Regions from separate parts of the Homo sapiens genome. Here region 2 is linked to region 1. The links are chromatin contacts, found by Hi-C or POLR2A ChIA-PET in ENCODE. All regions are on one chromosome and are shown on one strand. The core of a region is the stretch at or near the end of the contact, and the rest is flanking DNA. Distances in the headings are between cores, read along the strand shown.

What was found. A loop is a pair of places that touch in the nucleus more often than their neighbours do. ChIA-PET counts read pairs that join two places held with the same protein, here RNA polymerase II (POLR2A). Pooled maps may share reads with other maps.
Region 2: a map with no recorded cell type shows a loop between it and region 1 (3-fold over the local background). The contact joins two enhancer-like sites. A Hi-C loop is called at or near these places in 1 of 168 maps with a recorded cell type or tissue (mammary epithelial cell), 16 of 37 single-sample maps with no recorded cell type and 9 of 50 pooled maps. POLR2A ChIA-PET finds 5 or more read pairs at or near these places in 3 of 52 experiments (GM12878, OCI-LY7 and endothelial cell of umbilical vein).

The regions. Positions count from the first base shown.
Region 1 is chr4:147,937,928-147,944,857 of GRCh38, reverse strand. It overlaps ARHGAP10 (Rho GTPase activating protein 10), which reads right to left. Exons shown (of 23, transcript NM_024605.4): 14 at 4,959-5,033. Among named protein-coding and RNA genes, the nearest start is that of MIR4799, 160 kb to the right of the region's middle. Within about 2 kb of position 4,522, at least 2 of the 41 ENCODE cell types and tissues checked have a DNase peak (open chromatin) inside an H3K27ac peak, as active enhancers do.
Region 2 is chr4:147,979,804-147,986,733 of GRCh38, reverse strand. All of the region lies in intron 18 of ARHGAP10 (Rho GTPase activating protein 10), which reads right to left. Among named protein-coding and RNA genes, the nearest start is that of MIR4799, 200 kb to the right of the region's middle. RefSeq lists an enhancer at 5,358-5,407. Within about 2 kb of position 2,458, at least 3 of the 41 ENCODE cell types and tissues checked have a DNase peak (open chromatin) inside an H3K27ac peak, as active enhancers do.

The DNA of each region.
Region 1 (6,930 bases), core at 3,273-5,772:
GGAGGCAGGAAATGGGTTACGACGAATGATATTGAGCCATCAATATCAATTTGCCTGGTTTTCTACACACCTACTATGCAAAGGAGAAAGTAAGAGGTTCATGGAAAAGACTATTTCTCCCTCACTCCACGATGATGTCTTAACTAAGACCAAAAAAAACCTCGTTGTTTCAGGGTTTTTTCCCTCCCTTATACTGTATTTGTCTTCATAGAGAAGGCAACATCTTGTTAGCATTTCCTTTTTAAAAACACTAAAAAGAAAAACCTGTCAAAATGGTACCACCACATTAAGTCGTGCATGCTACTTAAAAAGTTTTAGGCTTGGGATGATGAAGGGTGGATGACAACTCAATGTTGGGCTGAAACTTTCTGAAGATAAAGTAAAACAGGAAGTGATGGTTATTTCACAGGCATAGCATCATACATATGAGGTCAATTACTCAAAGGTCTGAAGACTTTTAAAGCACTTCAACATTTCTTGATTACAGCAACTGACAGCAATATGCAATAAACTACAACAATGGCAATTGACACTGATTACATTTTGATCAGTTCCTACAATTCTGAACTCATTTGTTACTGAGCTTGTCAGACAAGCCACAGATACATTCAAGAAATCAAATTAAGCCCCCTGATTAAAGGTGCAATCCTTTATAACTAGGACTAAATAATTCTGTTCTAAAGACTTTGCCAACCAATTACTTCAGTAACTGAATATTCTCTCTCTCATTAAATCAATTATTTAAATCTCGTTTTAACATACAAGTCAGATAACATTTTCAATCAACTTGCTACCAGCAAACCACCTTTTTAAAATCCAAGAGGCTTCTAAAGGAAATCTTTTATTTCCAGCTTTCTACCAAATTATGATTCCGTATTTTGAGAATCATATTCTGTCTATGGAAAAATAAGCCATCATTCTAAATTCATGGAATAAAAAGCAGCTGTCACATCAGAAGCAAATGACTACACAGTGTCTATGTTACTAATTCTCTCTTAAATTTTCACTGTTTTCAAATAGCTCAATCATCCCTAGCAGTCCTTTAGAATCAGTGAATGCACTGGGACTAGGCAGAATTTAATAATTATTTGGGATTCAAATGTGAAAATACATTTGGAGGGTTCATTCAGAATACATGTTCTACCATAAGAAAGATAAAAACAATTTGCTTCCTTTCTGACCAAGGAAGGACACTTTATGGGTTTGTTAAAAATCTAAACTAACAAGCACAGATAAAAAGAGTTGACTTTTTATTTGGGTGAATGTTTCACGCTTACGTAACCACTGGTCATTTTTTTGAAACTGAAAATCTGCAGTCCAACCTAAATGCAAAGTGCAATTTTATGCAGCTGCTAGCACCCTACTCAACACTGACTTAGGTCCAATTTTAAAGTACTTGAAAAAGCACAGTGAATGGATGAATTTTGAAAATATGTTTTATACTTTTCAGCTACGTTAGTTCACTTTTTTCCCCAATCTATGCAACAAAGCTGTCCTACAAAGGAAACAAGGTAATGGTTTTCAAGTAAAACTCTTCTCATTTCTTGTTTTCTGTGGTTTTATGTGTGAAAATAAGGTCATCCAGCCCTTCTTGCAAATCAGATTTAGAATTAACCACTGAGCTCACCAGACCACACAAACTACTACCACATTTTCTCACAATTTCCTCTTCTTCCACTCTGATGTTTTAAACTAAAGTAGGGAAGAAGGAAGAATGTATAACAATTCTACCTCGTATCAGTTCTAATCTACCATGAACTATTGTAATTGATATTTTACATTCTCACTCCATTTACTAAAAAACCATGACTCACCTAAAGACAACTCATCTGATATTTCTCCCTGCCTTTCCAAACTGTGCTAAGTTTCTACTTTACAAAAACAATAACAACTTCTACCAAATCTGTGCGCCCTGTCTTAGAGGCTGCAAAGGGGAAGAAAAAGGCAGGCATCTGCTTATATGGGCATGTTCTTTCAGCAGCTTAAGAAGCTTGGTCCAGGGAAAGGCTTAGAGGCTGCTGGAAATCCAGCGGATAGCTGCCTTAGGCTCCCAGAGGGGAAGACAACTAAGAATACCCTCTCATCACCGGATGGAGGAAGGCAGCTGCCTGCTCCTTTACCTGGCCTCGAGGAGAATAACTGCCTCTCTATTTAGACAGTTTTCTATGGTCAATGTCATTGCTATTTCATGCCAGCTGGGAATTAGGGGAGAAGGAAAGAAGGGGGAGAGAATAAAGAGGATAAGGAGGGAACAAAGGGGCAGGAGAAGGAGGACGGAGAGAAGGATAGTGGAAAGAAACATTTTGCTATTTTAATATGAAATATGAAGGGAAAAAACATACCAGAAAAAAGAGACAAGTGAAAAAACATGCAAGAGATTAAGCATATACCCTTTTAGAAATCATTATAAACTTTTACATGAGTATTTAAATAAGACTTAAAACACTTTAACAAACAATACAAAGTACTTTGTGTAAAAATGGCAATAAAAAATTCTAAAGTAAATAATTAGCTCTCAAGAACTACAGAGAATTGGATAAATGGCAGCTCTCCTCAAAAAATAGTACATGGCTTGGGACTGTTTCTCAAATACTTAAAAATTAAATTATTTCCCATTTCTACAAAGACAATGCATTACAAACAAAATGTTCCTTGAAAAAATTCAAATTTGAAATAAACCTATTACCTGCAGGAATAATAATAAACACTAATTGCTTTAAAAAAGCAAAGTTAAAAACTTGGCAGACCCACACAATTTTTTCCTCTTCAGGATATACATGTAACCCTCTAACAATGAGCAAAATGGGAAAAGTTGGAGAAAAAAATGCCCCTAAGATTATGTAGACATGACTATTCAAAACTCTAAAACCCTTTTTTTGGAAGAGGCGTTAAATTATTTCCATTTGAACACTCAATCAGTGTTCAATATGAAGGGAAAAAACACACCAGAAAAAAGAGACAAGTCCACTCCATCAGAATAAAAGGAAAGAAATAAGGAAACATTTAAGTGATTAGGAAATAGCAAATAAATATATTTTGTCAAGGGCTAAGGTTTGTATTGGTAGCATAAGGTAATAAGAAAATGGTATTAATGCTAATGAAAATCCAAAGTTTTTGACTGATAATCTTAAATTCACACTAGGAATTATTTATAGATTACTCAAAACAAATGTATATTGTGTAACCCTCTTAAATGAATGGCTTAATGAGGAGGTAACAAGTCAGTATCTGTCTCACATCAATTCTCTAACTTTCCTCTGATTGCAGAATGGTATTACTGAAAACATAAGCATTTCCCTTGCCAGCAATATGTGTGAGGTTGTGTCACACTCATGTCCTGGGCTTCTCTACTCTGAGGCCCATGAAAAGTAAAAACAGTTTTCCAGGTCACGAATTTTTTGAGGGTTTAGATATTTAAAAACACCTTGTAAGTTAAGGACTGGCTTGGGACATTTCCCATGAGCAGAGCAAACTACCACGCTGAGTTTAGCAATGCTGTACACGTAGAATTTTATGAGATGACCAACAAATTTTGAGACAGCTTAGCACTTCAAGGTGACCACAGAAAAACCCTTGTTCAAACTTTCCTTGAACAGGAACAAGATGATAATAAAAATAATGCCAGGTCCTTAGGACCAATTTACCAGCAAAATGTGCCTTTCAGTCCACATTTCCCATTCTGTTATCAATATACTCTTCCAGTTCTAATCATCATAACACCATCTTGGAAATGAAAGAAGTGATTCCAATTTTAAAATTAAGTAAAAGCAGATGCTGTACTCCCATTAAATTCTTCCAGCTGCTACTGAACCACTGGCAACCTGAGTCTATTTAATTTGGAGACCACTATTGGTAAAAAGGAAAATCTGACTGCCAAAATTGCACACCCAAGTTAAACCAGAGAGGCAGAAAATGAAAACAGCTTATGGAAGTGAATGTATTCTAATAAGGCTCTCCAACTGATGACGGGCAATTTCTCCTGTGGTTAATAGCTTATAAAAGATTGTTGCTTATTAAATCCTTAATTCAAATATAGGCAAACAAGCAATCCTATCTGTAGCATGGCAGTTGATTTTATTCAACTTGGCTCATGCTTCCTAAAAATGACTCTTTGCTGTAATGTTTTAAGATGCAGACAGGTTGGAATGCATTCACAGCACACCTGAGGGCATTGTTAATATTGATTAATTAAAGTAAGGTATCAAATAAATTAATATGTAGCAAGATCATAATGACAGATTGGTTTGATACACAGGCCCTCTAGCCTGATGAGTTATCATCACTCTTCAAGAGGCAGCCTGTTTTGGGGTGGGGGAGAAGTGGAGTGTCTTACAGGTGGCAATGAACTGACAGCAGTGTGTAATGTAAAAGCGCTTTGTCATTCACATAATGTCTGGGGTAATGAAATGAATTCACTTTCTGGCTTCCTCTAGTCTGCGATGCCAAAGAACACTGTGTTATCAGCACAGATGGAGCATGCATGGTTCTGGAGGAGAGCCTGGTGTGAACTACAAACAAGCCACTGTGAATACCAATGAATCCCTGAGAATCAGACCCTTGCTGTCAAATGACAGTTTTGGAAGCTCCATAAAAATGAGCGAGTCCCAGTGGTCTTGTCCAACCAAATGTACTGTCACAATTCTGGACAGGCTATTTGGAAGCCACGCAAATCATAGAGGCCTGACTGCCACTTCCCTGTGAGAAGCAAGCACAGGAAGATAGTCAACCAGGGGGTGCATTCTTTTTTCATTTCTTAATAAGAGGTAATAGACAATCTATGCTGATGCAAATACTAATCTACTTCTGTGGGTCAATTGTCTCTGCTCAGCAGAAAACTCCTGTAGAAAGTAGAGGAATGGAATGACAAGTATTCTCTACATTATTATGAAATATTAAGCTGTGAAGTCAATGAACATACACAAATAACACATGGAAAAATGATTAGAAAAGAGGCATACCCATCAACATACTCAGAAGTCTCTGGACCTTTGAACTCACCCCCACAACTCTGTACAATCCTTGGTCATTTATACCTATGGGAAGAAACAAACTATTAGCAAAATAGAAGACTATCATATTTTAAAAGCCATCAAACAGTTGCATTCAAAATCTTTGCTAACTAACATTAGCAGCATTCCTGTTAACTATAAAAATAACCTTTGAAAAAATCAAGTGTTTAACAACTTGTTTTACTAGCTTTTTATCTGTAAGTTGTGGTTAAAAAAATAATCTCAGCAAACAATGTTCCATGTGGACAAAAATGAAATGCCTCAATGTTAGTAAGTTAGTTAAGTATCATGGATACATTGAAATGAATACCAATCCAATTTGTAAAGATGCACTAAAACTTTTATGTTTACTGTATTTACTTGTTTACATTTTTCTTCAAAAGTTTTAGCCTTTTAAAAATACGGTGATGATTAGTACATAGAAATCATTGTTTGGATGATTTCTGAAAACCATAGAAATTCATTCAAAACTAAAGCAAAACTGTAATTTTTTTTAAAGTTGTTACATGTCCTGTCCAGTGAGGAGCTGTGAAACTTCAAATCAATATCACCACAAAGTATACTGCAAAATGAACCAAATCAATGCATCCTCTCTCTCTACAGAGATCTGAAAACAAATTGTCCCTGAAAACAAGAGACATATAAAAGAAAATGTATTGTCAAACCTAATTTGGTATGCTGAACAAATATCCTTATCATTTGCATTCTGATCTGAACAAATCAATGACGAAAAGACATTTTTGATGCAATTAGCAAACTGAGTAGCATTAAGGGTAAGAAAATCTCCATTTGTTTAAAGTTGCATCCTGAAAGGGTTAAAAGTAACCTTACATTTGCTTTAAGAGGGAAAAAGGGATAGATGAAACAACTGTGGCAAAATCTTGATAATTATTGAATCTGGATGAGAATATGGGAATTCATTATACCAATCTCTCTACTTTTTTATGCTTGAAAATTTTCATAATAATGACTTCCAAAAAATGTGACTTATATTTACTTCTCAAATGAGTTGCAGCTTTCTGGCTGTGTGTTTATTTTCTCCGCTACGAATGTTAAAGGTAACAAGAACACAACTGGCTGACAGGCAGATGATGCCTCTAATCCCCAAAGTTTCCAAAACAGAATAACACAACAAAAGGCCATGGAATTTGACCACGAGGGTTTACTTTCTTTTCACCTCCCTGCTCGGAGTGATGAAAAGAATACTAGTCAGAGTCTAAAGAATTGGATTCAAGTCAGTTCAGTCACTCATGAGGAAGAGAGGAAACCTCTCGGAGTCTCTATGCTGTATCTGAGATCAAGGACTGCATCCTATACCCTATGTTATGCTGGGAGGGAAATGAGATGATACTAACACATGTCCTACAGATTGTAACTCACAGCACACACACAAAAGCATTCATTCTTCCTTGTCAAGTTTTGTTCCTTCTTTTTCTCTTTGCTTTTTTTAAAAATTATAGTTACATATACTATTTTTTTTAACTTTTAAGTTCAGGGGTACATGTACAGGTTTGTTACATAGATAATAAACCTGTGTCATGGCATTTGTTGTACAGACTATTTCATCACCCAGGTACTAAGCCTAGTACTCATTAATTATTCTTCCTGATCCCCTCCCTTTTCCCACCCTCCACCCTCCCATAGGCCTCAGTATGTGTTGTTCTCCTCTATGTGTCCACGAGTTCTCATCATTTAGCTCCCACTTATAAGTGAGAACATGCAGTGTTTGGTTTTCTATTCCTGCATTACTTTGCTAAGGATAATGGCCTCCACTTCCATCCATGTCCCAGCAAAGGACATGATCCTCGTTCCTTTTTAGGGCTGCATAGTAGTCCGTGGTACTTTATGTACCACATTTTGTTTCTTTTGGAGATGGAGTTTCACTCTTGTTGCCCAGGCTGGAGTACAATGGAGCAATCTC
Region 2 (6,930 bases), core at 1,209-3,708, 44 kb before region 1:
CAGAATATGAGCACTTAGTAAATGTGAGACATACTCTTATTCTATATGAATTATATTGATGGTGATGAAGATGAGGAGGAAGATGGTAACCAGAGAGGCCTGACACTGTCTGAAGATCCTAGAGAGACTGTCTTGGCTGTGGGGTGTACGTCACCCTGGAGACAGCACACTAAAAGCAGTATGAGGAGAGGGTAGGTGACCAGGGGAGAGGAGTTTGCTTTCCTGTCATTACCCTCTAGCTGTAAAAATCAGTTAACCCCTTGATTTTCTCGAAAAGCAAACAAGTAATTGCAGTCATTTAATATTAAATGCATATATTTGTATATACTTCATCAGACAACAACAGTGGAAGAGCTAAGGGACAGGCTTTGGAAACAGAGTGGGCTCAAATCCCAGTTTGGCCATTTTTAGTTCTATAACCTCGAGCAAGTTGATGACCCTCCATGAGCTTCATGTGTCTCATTTGGAAATGGCAGTGAGAGGCATGGAGTAGCTCACTTCATCCCTGTAACCACTCCATCAGGGAGGTAGTTCCGTTTTTCTTATTTCATAGATGAGGAAACTGATAATGAGGTTAAACCGGTCACTTAAGTCCCTCAAAAGTCACATGACCTTTTTTCCCAAGATGGCAGATGAGAGGCTTTCCGCATACCTCAGCCACTTGCAAATAGCAAAATAGTGCATAAAGATAAACCCTGTGAGCTTTAATTCAAACAGGAAAACGGAAATCCACTTCAACAGCAAAGGACACCCCAGACTCCAGAGAGGAGAAGGTGGGCAAACAGCCTCCATGATGGCATCTGGCTGGTAAAAGTGAGTGAAGCCTCAATACATAAGAGGCAGAGGACCTCCCGCTGTCATTTCCCTTACTGCTAGGGATCCGCGCAACCCAGGCCGAGGGAGAGCACTTTGTTTCTCTTCAGCCTTGGAGCTAACTTGGGGAAAAGCTTACAGACGCTGAGACGGACACACTGAGAAAAGCTGCATGTATTTTCTCAGAACCAGGAATGACAAGGGGATGCCATTTTTAATCCAGGCTCAAACAAGGCAGTCATTCTTCAGCAATTTGGCAGTGTGGTCATGCAGACAATTTAGTCTTGGATCAAATATTGCAGCATTTGCTCTGCAGCAGGGGAAAGGCCTCCACAGCCAAAACTGAGCAACAAATATAGAAAGTAACCCAACAGTAGGTACTAGAATTGTGCTCTCCCCCATCACAGGTCCAAAAGTAAGAGGAGAGTCGCTGTAGCCATGGTTTATCTGGGCAATGAGGCGTGCAGACAGAGCCAGCTTGGTGGCCTGGAACTGGTTTGCATGTGTCCCTGCTGGGTGCCCAGCCTCCTCTCCTGAGGTTATGGTGCAGCAGGGCCTTCTACACTCCACCCCCAGGCAGATTTCCATGCATTCAGAGCACCTGCTCACCTGGATCAGTAGCCTGAGCCACCCATCTTTCCTGTGCAGAGACCGTGGTACAGTGAGGCCCTCTCTTCCCCACACCCAGGAGTATCTCCAGGCATTCAGAGCACCCACTTGCCTGGATCTGCAGCCAGAGCTACCCTTCCCTTCTTGTGCAGAGACTGTGGTGCAGCAGGGCCCTCTCTGCTCCATACCCAAGCAGATCTCCTGGCACCTGGAGGACCCACTCTCCTGGATGAGATTAGGCAGCTCCACTGCCTCATGCAGAGAACTTGAGACCAGGTGAGGTTCCCAGCTCCACACCTAGGCACATCTCTATGTGCCTAGTAGCCACCCATTGGACCACCCCTCAAAGCTGATGCTCGGACCTGCCATTGGGGGACCTGTAGGTGGGCCTGCCTGGTCTGGCCTGCCCATCTTGAAGCCCTCCTCCAGGTTGGAGCAGGGCGCTCAGACCACTGTGCACTCCACAGATTGGCCCTGAGGCAACAGAGAGTTTCCCCAGTAAACAAGGATCAAGTTTCTACTCAACTATATTGGCCACAGCTGGCTCTTAACCCAAAAGCCACTTCTTGGCCTGGACGTTGAATGGCACAACACAATAAGAAATCAGACATAAGCACACAGCACTCAGGAACGAGGTTAGTCTCCTGAGACCACTGCCCCCTGGTCCTACAGGAGGCAGTGAGCCTGCTCACAAGCCACCACAGAAATGCTATTTATAACCACAGAACTCAAACAGACACCTTGCCAGTGAAAACAGCCAGATCTGGAGACCCAACTCTTGGTGTGGTCCTCCCACAAGGGAGGTGGGAGCACAGCCTCCAAAGGCCACCGTGGGTCAAAGGAAACACGGGCATGGCATTAGCCGCTAAAGGTGGCACCACCACAGCCCTGGAACGAACATGGAGAGAGGGTCGTCTCATACTCCCTTCCCGCCTCCTCAATGTGCTGTGGCGGACTTGGCAGTGCGTCCTCCTGCTGGGGCCTGGAGAGTTTGGGCTGAAAGAAACTGCTTCCTGGGGCTTCTCCAGTGGCTCCAGCCGCTGAACGCGAATGTGTACTGGGGGAGGGCGCTTTTCATGCTTCTCTGTTGCCTCCCTCTGCCCATTCCCCAGGCAGCTATTACTCTTAAGCGCCATCTACTGGACTGCAGCTTAAACAACACCACCAAACAAAATTACACCCCTACAAGCAACAAAGGAGAAAGCCACTGTAGGAACCTCTCTGCAACCAAGGAACTCATAAACAGCCTTGGAACTCTGAAAATACCCAGAAACGTAGCCAAACAATCACACACAATATACACCACAGTAACAGCCCCAAGGACAAAAAGAATAAAAAAATCAAGAACTCTCATCCAAACAATAACAAAATCAAAAAAAAGAAAACATCAGTTCTTTCAAATGAGAAGAAACCAGCATAAGAACTCCAGCAGTAGAAAAAGCCAGACTGTTTTGTCACCTTCAAAGGATCCCACTAACTCCCCAGCAATGGATTCTAACCGGAATGAATGTCTGAAATGACATATAAAGAATCCAGGATATGGATAGCAAAGAAATGCAACAAGATCAAAGAGAAAATTGAAATCCAAGACAAGAAACAACACAAAAACGACTCAAGATTCAAAAGATGACATAGCTATGTTAAGAAGGAACAAAACAGAACTTCTAGAATTGAAAAATTCACTATAGGAATTTCAAAATACAGTTGGAAGTCTTAACGGCAGATGAGACCATGCAAAAGAAAGAATTTCAGAACTCAAAAATCAGTGCTTCAAATGAACCCAGACAAAAATTTGAAAAAAAAAAAAAGAATTTTAAAAAATGAACAGGCCGAGTGCAGTGGCTCACGCCTATAATCCCAGCACTTTGGGAGGAGGAGGCGGGCGGATCACGAGCTCAGGAGATGGAGACCATCCTGGCTAACACGGTGAAACCCTGTCTCTACTAAAAATACAAAAAATTAGCTGGGCGTGGTGGCGGGCGCCTGTAGTCCCAGCTACTCGGGAGGCTGAGGCAGGAGAATGGCGTGAACCCGGGAGGTGGAGGTTGCAGTGAGCCGAGATCGTGCCACTGTACTCCAGCCTGGGCGACAGAGTGAGACTCTGCTTCAAAAAAAAAAAAAAAACAAAGCAGCCAGGCACCATGGCTCATGCCTGTAGTCCCAGCACTTTGGGAGGCCAAGGCGGGTGGATCTTCTGAGCCCAAGAGTTCAAGACCAGGCTAGGCAACATGGTGAGACCCCCATCTCTACAAAAAATGCAAAAACTTAGCAGTGCATGGTCATGCACACCTGGAGTCCAGCTACTAGGAAGACTGAGGCGGAAGAATCACCTGAACCCAGAAAGTCGAGGCTGCAATGAGCTGTGATTATACCAGTGCACTCCAGCCTGGGCGAGAGTAAGACCCTGTCTCGAAAATTCAGGAAAAAAAAGAAAGTAAGTAAGTATTTGAGAAATACGAGATTATGTAAAACAACCAAATGTATACCTTATTGGCATTCCTGAGAGAAAAGAAGAGAAAATAAGCAGCTTGGAAAACATATTTGGGGATAAAATTCAGGAAAATTTCCCCAATCTTGCTTGAGAGGTTAAAATGCAGATATAAGAAATCCAGGCTAGGTGTGGTGGCTCACACCTGTAATCCCAACACTTTGGGACACCAAGGCAGGAGGACTGCTTGAGCCAAGGAGTTCGAGACCAGCCTGGGCAACATAGGGAGACCCCATCTCAACACAAAATACCAAAAAAAAAAAAAAAAAAAAAAAAAGATTTAGCTGGGTGTGATGGCACATGCCTGTAGTCCCAGCTACAGTCTTAGGAAGCTGACATGGGAGGGTTGTCTGAGCCTGGGAGGAGGTCAAGGCTGCAGTGAGCCGTGATTGCACCACTGCACTCCAGCCTGGGCAACAGAGTGAGACCCTGTCTCAAAAAGAAAAAAAAAAAAAAAAGAAAGAAAGAAAAGAAACCCAGGGAACTCCTGTGAGATACAAGACGACCGAGTCCAAGGCACATAGTCATCAGACTTTCCAAGATCAACGCAAAAGAAAAAATCTTAAAGGTAGCTACAGAAAAGGATCATGTTACCTATAAAAAGAAACCCATCAGAATGACAGCTGACTTCACAGAAGAAACTTTATAAACCAGAAGAGACAGGGGGCTGAGGCAAAAGGATCACTTGAGCCTGGGAAGTCAAAGCTGCAGTGACCCATACTCATACCACTGCACTTCCAGCACGGGTGATGGAGCAAAACCCTGTCTTTTGAAAAAAGACTAAAAATAAAAGACATAGGGTGGCAAATTGAATTTTAAAACCAAGATCCGTCCTTCTGCTGTTTGCAAGAGACCCATCTCACATATGATCACGCCCCTGGGCTCAAAGTAAAGGGATGGAGGAAAATCTACCACACAAATGGAATCGAAAAAGAGCAGAGGTCCCTACTCTTATACATATATCAGAAAATATAGACTTTAAACCAACAACAGTAAAAAAAAGGACAAGTAAGAGCATTACATAATGATAAAAGGTTAAATTCAACAAGAAGATTTAACTATTCTAAATGTATTTGCACCCAACACTGGCACACCCAGATTTATAAAACAATTACTTCTAGACCTAAGAGAATACTTTGACAGCCACATAATAATAGGAGGAGACTTCAACACTTCACTGATGGCATTAGACACATCACAGAGGCAGAAAATGAACAAAGAAATTCTGAACTTAAATTCAACACTTGACTAACCGGACCTAATAGGCATCTACAGAATACCCAACAACCACAGAATAGTCATTCTCCTCATCTGCACATGTAACATTCTCAAAGACTGAACACATGCTGAATCATAAAGCAAGTCTCAATATACTTTTTAAAAACTGAAATCATACCAAGCATCTTCTCAGACCACAATGGAATAAAAATAGAAATTAATACCAAGAGCAACTCTAAAAAACACACAAATACATGGAAACTAAACAACTTAACTCCTGAATGACTTTTGGGTAAACCACAAAATTAATGCAGAAATCAAAAACTTCTTTGAAACAAACAAAAGTAGACATAATATACCAAAATCTCTGAGACATGGCAAAAGCAATGTTAAGAGGAACGTTTACTGCACAAAACACCTACATCAAGTGGAAAGATCTCAAATTAACAACCTAACCTTGTACCTAAAGAAACCAGAAAAACAAGAACTAAACCCAAAGTTAGCAAAAGAAAAGAAATAACTAAAATCAGAGCAGAACTAAATGAAACCAAGACCCAAAAATACCATACTAAAGATCAATAAAATGAAAAGTTGGTTCTCTGAAAGGATAAACAAGATTGATAGGATTAACAAGATTGATAGGATTGCTAGCTGGATTAACAAAGGAAAAGGAGAGAAGATCCAAATAAGCACAATCAAAAATAACAAAGGTGACATAACAACCGATACCACAGAAATAGAAAAGATCTCCAGAGACTACTATGAACATCTCTATGCACACTGATTAGAAAATCTAGAGGAAGTAGACAAATTCCTGGAAACATACAACCACACAACTTCCCAAAATTGAATCAAGAAGAAAGAGAAATCCTGAACAGACCGATAATGGAGTAATGAAACTGAATCAGTAATTTAAAAAACCTACCAACCAAGAAAAGCCCTGGACGAGATGGATTCACAGCCAAATTCTACCAGGCTTACAAAAAAGAGCTGGTACCAATCCTACTGGAACAATTCCAAAAAATAGAGGAGGGAATCCTTCCAAACCCTGTCTTTGAAACCAGTATCATCCTAACACTAAAAGCTGGAAAAGACAAAACAACAACAAAAAACTACATGCCAATATCTCCAATGAACACAGATGCAAAAATCCTCAACAAAATACTAGTAAACCAAATCCAGCAGCATATCAGAAAGTTAATTTGCCATGATCAAGTAGGCTTTATTCCTGGGATGTAGCAGTGGTTCATCTACCCAAATCAATAAATGTGATTTACCACATAAACAGAATTAAAAACAAAAACTATATGATCATCTCAATAGACACAGAAAAAGCATTTGATAAAATCCAATATGTCTTTATGATAAAAAGAAAAAAACCAACAAACTAGGCATTGAAAGAAGATACCTCAAAATAATAAAAGCCATTTATGATGAACCCACAGCCAGCATCATACTGAATGAGTAAAAGCTGGAAGCATTTTCCTTAAGAACCGGAACTAGACAAGGGTGTCCACTCTCACCATTCCTATTCAACATACTAGAAGTCCTACCCAGAGCAATCAGGCAAGAGAAAGCAAAGGCATTCCAAATAGGAAAAGATGAAGTCAAATTATCTGTCTCCACTGACAATATGATTCTCTACCTGGAAAACCCTAAAGATGCTGCCAAAAGACTACTAGATCTGATTAACAACTTCAGCAGAGTTTCAGGATACAGGATGCAAAGTCAACAGATAAAAATCAACATTTCTTTATATCAGTAACATCTGAGCTGAGAAGTAAATCAAGAATGCAATCCCA